2 separate regions of the Homo sapiens genome follow, and region 2 is linked to region 1. Evidence: chromatin loops called from intact Hi-C (ENCODE). Cell type or tissue: heart right ventricle. All regions are shown on one strand. Each heading gives the region's core, and the rest is flanking DNA. Links, peaks and the distances in the headings are about the cores only.

Region 1 (5,368 bases), core at 160-5,159:
TCTGGCCTGCCCATATGTCCTCTGCCTACTGTGACTACCCATGTTGAAGATTTGCCAGTGGGAGGAGGAGCTGAAGGAGCCTGCAGAAGCCGACCTTTGACAGTGGGTCCCAGTCCTGGAAAAGACACAACAGAAATAAAGTAAGTGAGATCTGCCATCTCACCAGGGGTCACGTCAGAGTCGGATTCTGACCAAAGGCTCTGGGCCTGGCATTTTCAGGGTGGGAGGTGTGGCAGGGCTGAGCCTTTAGAGCCAGGTCTAGGGGGCAGGCACATCACAGGTGGCACAGCCATGAAGGAAGCACGAAGCCCCCAGAGGGTGGCCCCAGATGTCAGAGTGAGGTGTGACAGGCCTGCCTGTGGGGTGCCCCACACTGGTGGTTTATCAGCACGGAGGAGGAGCTGCCTCCTTCCCCATCCCACTGCCCTGGAACTCTGCACAGGGGAGCCTGCCGGGCCCTCGGGTCTCCACAGCCTAGTGTCGGCTCTGCACATTCGGTCTCACCGCCAGCCTGTGGTGAAGGCTGCAAACATTGTGCCAAGTCTGCCTTGTTTGGGCATTTGTTGGGGGCTAAAGCCGCTCCATTTTACATGTTAATCTGCCATGATGACTTCTGATGAACCCCAGTCAAGGAAGGCCTCTAAGATTTCTACTTTATTTACTATTCCTTGTATAAGAGCACTATGTACTGTAAATCCTGCCTTTAGGCCAAAAAAACCTTGACCCTAAATCCTCTCCTTAGGCAGGTTCACAGAGCATTCCTGCCTTTCCCTATAACTGTCGTACACATTCCTTCCCTATGGTAGATAAGCCCTGGGTCTGGAAGGGAATGGCTCAGGAATCCACCAGTTTGTCTCTCGGACGTGGCTTCTCTTTGAGTCCCTCTGAAATGTTTCTTCTGAGGAAGGGGATATGTCAGCCTCTTTCTTCGGCCTCTCAGCTTCCTGGGCCTTTGGAAGTAGGCTTGCACATGCCTGTCCACTGTGGAACAGCACTGGGGCCATGGAGAATAATTTGACAGTGCATCAGACTGCAAACTCTCAGCCCCATGCCCTCCAGACACCGGCAGGAGCCCCGCTGACAAAAGCAGCTCCCTTTCTCATCGCATTGCTGCTCACAGGTCTCTGGATTCTTCCATCTGCTCCTTGCTCTTTGCTGCTGGCTCTCTGTCAGTTGCAGGTCCTCTCCAGCCTGCCGTCTGTTGCTTTTGTCTCACTCCACCACGTAGCTGGAGATTGCGATAAGGTCGCAGAGGGCGAGCTCATCAACCTGCACCATGCGTGAGGATAGTGAGGATAGGAATTGCCAGACCACAGGATCCCCTTCCAAAGCCGGTTGTTCGCACCTCCTGTTGTGCCTCGTACCCTCCACGAGGTTGCAAACCTCTGCCTTTCCCATCAGGTTATAGCAGTCTCTTTTGTCTCACCAGTATCAAAAACAGAGCTGGCACAGACCAGGAGATCAGAAAATGTTGAGCCCACAGATGCATGAAGGTGTGAGACTCAACAAGTTGGACTAATGAGCAGAATGCTCTCAGGGGAACTTCATCAGGGATGAATGCAAAGACCACGTTTGAGCCCAGGACAGGGAGCTGGGGCCATGTGCTTCAGGTGGAGGAGGCAAACCCTCCAGGTGGCAGAGGGTGTTAACTCACTCTGGGTGCACTACATTGGGGGCAGCTGAAACACAAAGGTGGTCTCAGGCGGCAGCCCCACCAGGAGTGGGTTTAGACCACAGTGGGTCTGTCCTGCTCAAGGCTATACTGGCCTGCAGTGCCGCGGCAAGTTCTGAATGCTGCCTTATGAGAACAAAAAGGGCAAACTGAAAGTACTATCTCCCTCCCAAATTTGGGTCCCTCTACCAGTCTCCAGGCTGGCCCTCACCAAGCCAGGGGACCAGCTCTCTACCCAATGCTAGTCCGCTGTTTCGTGCTCTGGGCTGGACCCTCCCTCTGCTCAGCACAGCCACTTGCTTCTGGGAAACCTGAGATTGGCTTTCTCTGCTTATTCTTTCTCTGTTTGAAGCTGTCTGGAACTGGGCCTGGCTTCTTTTACAGGATGCTGCCTGCCGACAAGCTCATTCTGAAGCAATTCAAAACAGGCTTGGTCCCTGTGATAAATCCCTGGCAGGGACCAGGAGTGACAGCAACACATAAAATAAACCCCAAAGGAAAAACTCAGCCTCCTGAAACACTCTGTTAAGATGGCAAATTCACATCCAGTCACTGTGGGAGGTGCAAGTCAAGTTCACGTTAAAATGATAATTTCCCACACTACCGGCTTGCACCTGGGGCTCCTGGTCGGGTGCTAAGTGCATATTTAGTATCCACCCCAGGTGGCAGGACAGGCTCAGGATGTAACTCAGCCTCCCAGGGTCTCCAACAATCGTCTCCAGCCTCAGAGCAGCCCCCCTGACCCCACAAATTGTCTTGATTCCCCAGGAACCACTTTTACTCTAATAGAATTTTCTCTATTTTTATAGAAATCTCATTTGGAGCTTCAGAGGCTGTCTTTACCTCTTATCTCGCACTTACTGGGTGGCCTAGAATAAGTCATGCAGGCCTCTCAGCCTCAGATACCTCACCTGTGTCAGGGGCCCCCAGCATACCAAACTTTCCCTCTCGAGCATCTAATTTCATCCTCACCACAAGCCCAGAAGGTGCACCTATTTCCTCAAAGGGGAAAATGGGGCCCCTGAGGCCCCATTCCAGGAGGGAGATGCCAGGGTCTGTCCCTAAGCCCGTGCTTTTTTTTTTTTTTTAGATGGATTCTCACTCTGTCGCCCAGGCTGGAATGCAGTGTTGCATTCTCCACTCACTGCAAACTCTGCCTCCCGGGTTCAAGCAATTCTCCTGCCTCAGCCTCCTGAGTAGCTGGGATTGCAGGTGCATGCCACCACACCCGGCTAATTTTTGTATTTTTAGTAAAGATGGGGTTTCACCATGTTGGCCAGGCTGGCCTTGAGCTCCTGGCCTCAAGTGATCTGCCTGCCCCGGCTTCCCAAAGTGCTGGGATTACAGGTGTGAGCCACCACACCCTAAGCCTGTGTTTTTTATGCCCCTGCACCCCAGGACCCTAACTTGGTCCTTTGTGTCCTGAGCCTATCACCTGCCTGAGCTGCCCACAAGCTGCAGGCTGGGCCTGGTTCTGACTCCAGGTGTGCTCTCCTGCAGGCAGCTTTCTACTGCCAAGAAACTCCAGCGTAGGCCAATTATTGGAGCCTTGGTGCCCTCTGCTGGATAAAGACTAAAATACCAGCCTGATGAGAATTGAACACTGAGAACACATGGACACAGGAAGGGGAACATCACACACCAGGGCCAGTCGTGGGGTGGGGGGAGGGGGGAGGGGGGAGGGATAGCATTAGGAGATATACCTAATGTTAAATGATGAGTTAATGGGTGCAGCATACCAACATGGCACATGTATACATATGTAACAAACCTGCACGTTGTGCACATGTACCCTAAAACTTAAAGTATAATAAAAATAAAAATAAAAAATACCAGCCTGAGACCACACTGGACAGTAATGTCTATTTCACATCCATCCATCATCATCCTTGCATTCGCTTATCCACCTACCGATCCATCTGCCTTCCATCCACCCATCTAGTTTTCCATCTACTATGGTTCGAATGTGTCCCCCAAAGTCTGTATGTTGGAAATTTGATCCTCAATGTGGAGATATTGGGAGGTGAGGCCTTAACAAGATGAGGCCTTAGCTCATGGGGGCTCTGCCCTCATGAATGAATTAATGCCATTATCATGGGAATGGGTTGTTATTATGAGTTCCTTATAAAAGAATGAGTTTGGCCCCCTTTTGCCTCTCTCTCACCTGCATGCTCTTTCTTGCCATGAGATGCCTTCCACCATGTTGTGCTGCAGCAAGAAGTCCCTCACCAGATGCCGGCCCCTCAGTCTTGCACTTTTCAGCCTCCAGAACCATGAACCAAATAAATTTCTGTTCATTCTAAATTACCTAGTCTGTGATATTCTGCTATAGCAGCACAAAATGAACTAAGACACTATCTGTCCATCTACCCATCTATCTATCCATCCATCCATACACCCATTTGTCCTTTCATCTATCCACCCACCTGCCCATCCATCCATCTGCCATCCCTACATCCACTCATCCATCCATCTGTCCATCCATCCATCTCAATTTTACTCATGTCCTGTAGGCATCATCCTCTCTCTCACTGCAGCATCCCCAGCTCCTCCCCTGCACTAGGCCCTGCAGAGGCCTCAGTGAAAGAAACAAGAAAGACCTCCCCCAACCCATGTGTCCCTTTCCTCTTGGCAGAGCACCTTCACTTCCATTATATCCTTTGTCATGACAGACACTCTAAGGAGCCTTGGGATTCCCATTTAACTGGTGAGGAACTGAAACCCAGAAAGGCCAAGGAGCATGATGCAGTAGAAATAGTCTTTGGGGACAGAGTGACCAGTTTCAAATCAGGGCTCTGTCATTTACTGATTCTGTCACCCTGAGCAAGAATCAGCTCTCTGAATCCCAGTTCCTCATCTGTAAAGTTAACTAATTCAGCATGTATTTATTGTGTATATACTATGCACTAGGCTTGGCTTTGGGGGTACAGCAATGAACAGGGCAGGAAAGGCCATTGTTCGTCTGAGCCTTACGCTGTAGAGGTTCTAATGAGGCTCCAGTGAGATGAGACTATATTCCAGGGCCATAGACAAGTGCTACTTATGTCATGTCATTGTTATTACCTATGTAAGAAAAAAGTTTGGAAATGCTTTCCAGTAAAAAGAAAAGTTGGGGAAATGGTTGACACTATTTTTATTTTTTATTTCTATTTTTTGATATGGAGTCTCGCTCTGTCACCCAGGCTGGAGTGCAATGGCATGATCTTGGCTCACTGCAACCTCCGCCTCCTGGGTTCAAGCAATTCTCCTGCCTCAGCCTCCTGAATAGCTGGGATTACATGTGCCCACCACCACACCTGGCTAATTTTTGTATTTTTAGTAGAGACGGGGTTTCACCACGTTGGCCAGGCTGGTCTCAAACTTATGACCTCAGGTGATTCGCCCGCCTCGGCCTCCCAAAGTGCTGGGATTACAGGCATGAGCCACCACGCCTGACTGACATTATGTTAATTAAAAAGCAGAACATATTGGAGTTGAAGGCATGAATTTTGGAGCTAGAGTGCCTGGCTCTAAATCCCAGCTCTGCCACTTCAGAGCTGTGTGATCTTCGGCAAGCAATAACCCCTCTGTGCCTTGGTTCTCTCATCCACCAAATGGGGTTAATAATTCAACATATACTTATTGTATATCTAATATATGCCAGGCAGGGTCCTGGGGACCCAGTGATGAGCAAGACAGGGAAGGCCTGTCCCGTTC
Region 2 (5,368 bases), core at 281-5,280, 350 kb before region 1:
AGCAAGGTCGAGCATCTTGGCCCCAGATCTGCCACCCCAGGCATGGCTCTCCACAGGCCCACATGAGCCTGAGGGGCTCCCACCTGTGAGTTTCTATTCCCTCTGCCTTTTCCCACCTGGCCCTTTGGGCAAAAACCTCATCACCCTTCACCTCCAAGACACCTCCTCTGATTACTGGGCTGCGGGAGTCACAGCCTCCTCCCAGCCTGGAGCATCCTTGAGACAGCAGCATGGTCTCCCGCATTGTGAGGGGACGACCCTCAGTGTCACTAGCACAGCCCTGGAGGCCAGGGAGAGTAACCTCCTGCAGCCTCCCCTCCACCCAGGCCACCAGGGACCCCATTCTGCAGGACCCACAGACAAGCAGCGAACCCCTCCCCAGCCCACCCTCACACCCAGGAATCGGGGTTCAAGGGGATGAAATCACACCAGGAGGCCAAACATTTCTGTGTAACACACTCTAGCCTCAGGGACCAAAAGGAGTGGTCGGAGAGACGCCACCTGTTCATCATTATCAGTATCCATGGTCCCGTACTGGCTGCCAGGCTGTGAGTGGAATTTTGCATGCATTACCTCTTTTAATTCTCACAACCACTCTATGAGGTAGGTACTACTATCTTTTTACAATTATTATTATTATTGATTAATCATCATAATAAATACTTTTCATTTCTACCACAAATGACTATTTCAAAATCATGATGATAACAATCAGGAAAGTAAATTCCTTACATTTGGATGTCAATCTACATTTTATCAAAAATGGTCATATCCACATCACCCCATTTTTATTCCAAAAATGACCCTCAGCGGGGCTGAGGTTACTGCCCCATTTTTCCTGTGAGGAAGTGGAGGCCCTGAGAGGGTGAAGGCCTGGCTGGGCCTCAACCAATCCAGTGGTGGCCACAGGATTACAGCCCATTCTCCAAGCTCCCCATCCGGATCAAATCCCACCGTTTCAGCACCCTCACTTTCTCAGCAGCCTGGGGCCAGGGATGCCTCCTCCCACCACCCCGATGTCCCTGCAGGCCCAGCCTTGTGGGTGGGCCTGGGCCCGCTCACCCAGCTCCAGCTGGGACCAGACACTGACCTTGGGTCGCTTCCACCTGACGGCGGGCCCCGGCGTGCCCTTATAGTAGAGTGAGTCGTCAGTGGCGGGGAAGAGGGGGTCCTCGAAGAGCACCTTCCTGCGCCGGCAGTCCCGCCTCAGGGCTGAGTAGTTCTGGTCCTCATAGGGCTTCACACACGAGAACATGGTGGCTGCTGCCCCAGGGAGGGGAGGGGGAACACCTGGACAGGAAGGCAAGAAGACGGTCACTCACAGAGTCCCTGGGTCCCTGATGTGCCCTGTGAAGCGGACATCATCAGCCCCATGGCACAGGCACGGAAGGCTCAGCGAGGCGTGGAGCCTACCCAAGGTCACACAGCTGGTATACAGCAGAGTGGGACAGACACCGACCGGCCTGACTCCATAGACTGGATTCTCTCGTTTCTGAAGCTCAGAGGCGATACCAGGCCCACAGGCCACACAGAGCTCAGGCCTGGCCCACACCGCACCTACCTCCCTGCCTTCCTTTGTTTGACCAGCCTTCCCTACACCTCCTCAGACGGAATCAGACCAGTGGCCAGCCCTGCCAGCTCCCTGGCTGGTGTGTCTCCCACAGGAAAGCAGCGTGTGCCTCTGGGTTTCCCTCCCCACCTCTAGAGAGTGGCACATTTCTGCCTGGTGTGGGAAAACCTTGCCCCAGGTACCCCTCTCAGCATCATTCATTCATTCTCTCCGGTCCTCCCCGCACCATGCTGCCTTCCTCACAGCATCTTGGGAATAGGCGTCTCTAATTCTGTAGAGAGCAGGCCCATGGCTCCTTAACCCTCCCTCCATTCCCCAGGGGCCCAGGTGGGCCCAGCCAAGCACCCTGAACTTTGCACCAATGTGCTGACCAAGTGCAAGGGACACAGACTGGACCAACATGGTCAGGGAAGGCCTCTGGGAGTGGAGGGCAGGGCAGGGCAAGGAACAGCGGCTGGCAGGGCCTGCATATCAGGTGCGCTGAGAGATGCTCGGACGGCCAAGCACCTGAGTGACCACCCCATTTATGATCCACGCCCCCATCCCTCAAACTCCATCTGGGCTGCGGTGCAGCTCCACAGTCCCCGATCTACTCTTCCTGGGGCCTGCCCAGGGTAACAGTGCAATCCTTTTGGGGTAAAGGCCACAATTTCCAGCCCAGCCCTGAGGGAAACCAAGGCAAGGCAGGCTGGCTGTGGGAGTGATATCTGAGATCAAGACTGGTGTGAGTGCCAGCCCCAGTGGTACCACCCTCCTGCTGGGTGACGTTGAACTGGTCATGTGAACTCTCTGAGCCCGTTTTCTCATCTCAGTGATGGGAATTACACAGTGCTGCTGCACCTCCTGGAAGGAGTCAACCCATTAACTGAAGGCTGAGGAGCCCGCCAAGCATGCCAGTGGGAAGAGGAGTGAGGGGGAAGGGGCCAAGACACCCAGTGGTCCCAAGAGACGCCCCATTTCCCTGGCCAGAGGTGCATGTGTACTGCCTGCCAACAGTGCCGGTGGGCACACGGCTGCCAGCTTTCACAAAATACAACTGCGGCTCAGTGAGGTGAGGTGACCTGCCCAAGCTCCCCTGGAAACCTGGTGTCCGGACGGGAACCCAGATCCTCTGACTTTAGTGCCACCGCCTTGGCTGTATGACCCTGCCGCTCTCACTTAGGGTCTCCCCACACACCGTGGCTGAGCTGGAGCCTCACTGGGGCCTCATGTGGAGGGAAAGAGGGAAGGGAGAGACAGGAAAGGAAAGAGGCGAGCGCGGGCAGTGAGCATGGGCACAGATGGACAGCAGGGAGGGCAAGGGGGCCATTGTCCCCCCACCTGCCAAGGGAGCTGAGAGCAGTTGTCCCCTGCTCTGCACCCAAGCCACTTCACCTTCTGCCCCCATATCCATACTGGGCCTGCTGGAGTGCTGCTGTGTGACCTCAGGCCAACCACTTAACTTCTCTGGCTGCCCCTCTGCCCACGGAGGCCAGCAGCCCTGCCCCCTCCCACCCATTCTCCCTGCCTTGGAGGTCTGAGGGAGAGAGGGGAGGAGCTCACAGAGCCAGCTTCCGGGCTTCAGGCTTCTGGCAGAGTCACCGAGGAGCAGCATTAGCACCACGGGTTTCCGGCAGGGTCAGTTCAGGAAGCAATTTAGGCTACAAGAATTAGATCAGAGAAGCTGAAAGCAGGAGCCCAGAAATCAGCTCTTGCAATTCCAGTGTTTCTGAGCCTAGAGGGTCCAGAGAGGGAGAGGAAGCTCGCCCAGGGCACACAGCCAGGCTGGTGGAGAAAGAGGGTCTGGCTGCTCTCCAGGCTAGGAAGGGGCCAACGCTGCTGGGAGGGTCCACTCCTGGGGAGGATGGAAGGGAGGTGGAGGCCATAAAGGGAGAGCTCGGCTGGGCCAGGGGCTGCACAGGGCCAGGCCTGGCTGGCTGAGGGCCTGATACCGTTGCCCCATCCCTCCAGCCTCACCTGCCTGCCAGGCTAACCTTGGCCTACTTATGTGAGGTTCTTCTGGCCCCGGCCCTTGCACAGACTGCCCCTCTGCACCCTCCATCTGCCCCAAGGTCACCTCCCACTGTATCTATGGGGCCAACACCCCGACAGGGTCAGGTCTCCTCTGCTAGCCCCAGGCAGAGCACTGAAGGCCACGGATAGACCAGGAGGCAGGCAAGCTGCTCCACCCAGGCCTTTTCTTTCTGAGCCTGAGCTTAGGCCCGTAGCACTTCCTGTCTCCCTGGTGTTTTTAGCTGTTTGGGCCGAGCAGGACCCCTGGGTGGGGTTCAGGACCACCTGAGCTTCCCAGCTGCCCTGTGTGCCTGCCCTCTTCCCTCCTCCTGCCAGTCTCATCCCCACCATTCTCCACCCTGGGCTGAAGCTCTGGGGCTCGGAGCTCCTCGCAGCTCCCACAAGACTGTTCCCTCAGGGCCTCTGCACACACTGTTCCTCTGCCATCCTGGTGCCCCTGGGACAGCACCTGTTAACACTGTATCCCATCTGCACATGACTTGTCTGCCTCCCCAGCCTACCCTGTGCCCCTCCAGGGGAGGGGCTGTGTCCAGCTCCTCTCTCTATCCCAGGGTCCAATGTGGGGCTCCAGGGATTGAGGAGTTATGTTGCATGAACCAACAAAGGTGAGTGCAGGAGGAATTCCTTCAAGAAGAGAAAAAGGCTCAGAGAGTGGCGGAGGCTCCCAAGGGGAATCAGCTTTCCACATCACAGACGCCAGCACTCAGGTCTGCTGCAGCAGGGCCCACCCCTTCACCCTGGGGAAGGCCTGGCTCTCCTCTCCTCCCCTCCCTGACAGCTGGGTGCCAGCCGGTGCCCACATCCCCACTATCCAGACTGTAGCCCTAGCACATTCTGCTGCGGCCCAGCCCTCCTCCAGCTCCTGAGCCTCGACCCAGGCCCCCGCTGTCCTGAGCAGGCCGCATTACCTCACTGGTCTGCATGGTCCTTGTCTGGAAGAGACAATGTGCCAGGGCCTCTGGGCCACTGTGAGGAACAAACAAGACCCCACCATGCAGAGCAGCACTCTGTATCCTTTCATGCTCTGTGCCCTGAGGACTGACAGTCTCAGGCAGTCGACATCTGGGCTTCACCCACGATGTGTCCAGACCCCCGCCAGGTATGGGGGGGCTACCACAACTTGGGGTTCCTGTCGGAGTTGGTCTAGTGTAGCCAACAGACATAAGGCCAAATGAAGTATGTGTCATTCAGAGGTTCCAGCAAGAGGAAAGCAGGGAAGCCTCCACACAGGCCTGGCCACAGAGGCAGGAGAGAAAGGCCATTCCAGGCAAAGGGAACAGTTCACGCAAAGGCTCAGAGGTATGAAAGACATCTTTATTACCACCTCAGGGCACCCCCTAAAATGAGCACAGTGCTAACCTGGGCCCTGCTTTGAGAAGCCTAGGATACGGAGTCTGGAGGCTTGAGATCTGCATAAGAGGCTGCAGACTCTGGACAAGCTCATTGATGTTCCCATCTACAAAATGGCTTAGCTGGCCATCATCTCCAGGGAAGGCTCACTGGTATCAGCCCTCCTCCTCCTGTGGCCAGGGCAGCGGTGAGTCAGACCCAGCCTGCACAGTGAGGCCTCTGTGGACCAAGAGTGGAAGTTCTGAGTTGGGTCAGAATGAGGGGGCTGGGGTGCTCACCAGGGAGCTTCAGGAACCCAGTCTTCTGGCAGGTCAGTCAGATCTGAGTTTGCATCCCAACTGCATCATTTAGCTGCTGTGTGTCCTTGGGCAAGGTGGGAACCCCTCTGAGCTGCTGTCAATCAGCAAGCCTCCTCTGAGCCCTACTGGGTTCCAG

What was found. A loop is a pair of places that touch in the nucleus more often than their neighbours do. Peaks named below come from ENCODE experiments on the same cell type or tissue, not always from the same donor. Only the 100,000 strongest peaks of a DNase experiment are listed, where the experiment ranks them.
Region 2: it touches region 1 in a loop (3.0-fold over the local background); 18 of 110 quality-filtered maps call a loop at or near these places.

What each region holds. Positions count from the first base shown.
Region 1 is chr11:76,731,928-76,737,295 of GRCh38, reverse strand. No RefSeq gene overlaps it. Among named protein-coding and RNA genes, the nearest start is that of TSKU-AS1, 48 kb to the left of the region's middle. RefSeq lists a silencer at 3,208-3,307. In heart right ventricle, for the core only: a CTCF peak has its summit at 3,193 (motif pointing left); no DNase peak of the experiment used is centred there.
Region 2 is chr11:77,080,774-77,086,141 of GRCh38, reverse strand. It overlaps CAPN5 (calpain 5), which reads right to left. Exons shown (of 13, transcript NM_004055.5): 2 at 1,091-1,290. The coding sequence starts at 1,255. Among named protein-coding and RNA genes, the nearest start is that of CAPN5, 16 kb to the right of the region's middle. In heart right ventricle, for the core only: no CTCF peak of the experiment used is centred there; a DNase peak (open chromatin) is centred at 3,131; H3K4me3 peaks cover 571 bases; H3K27ac peaks cover 1,362 bases.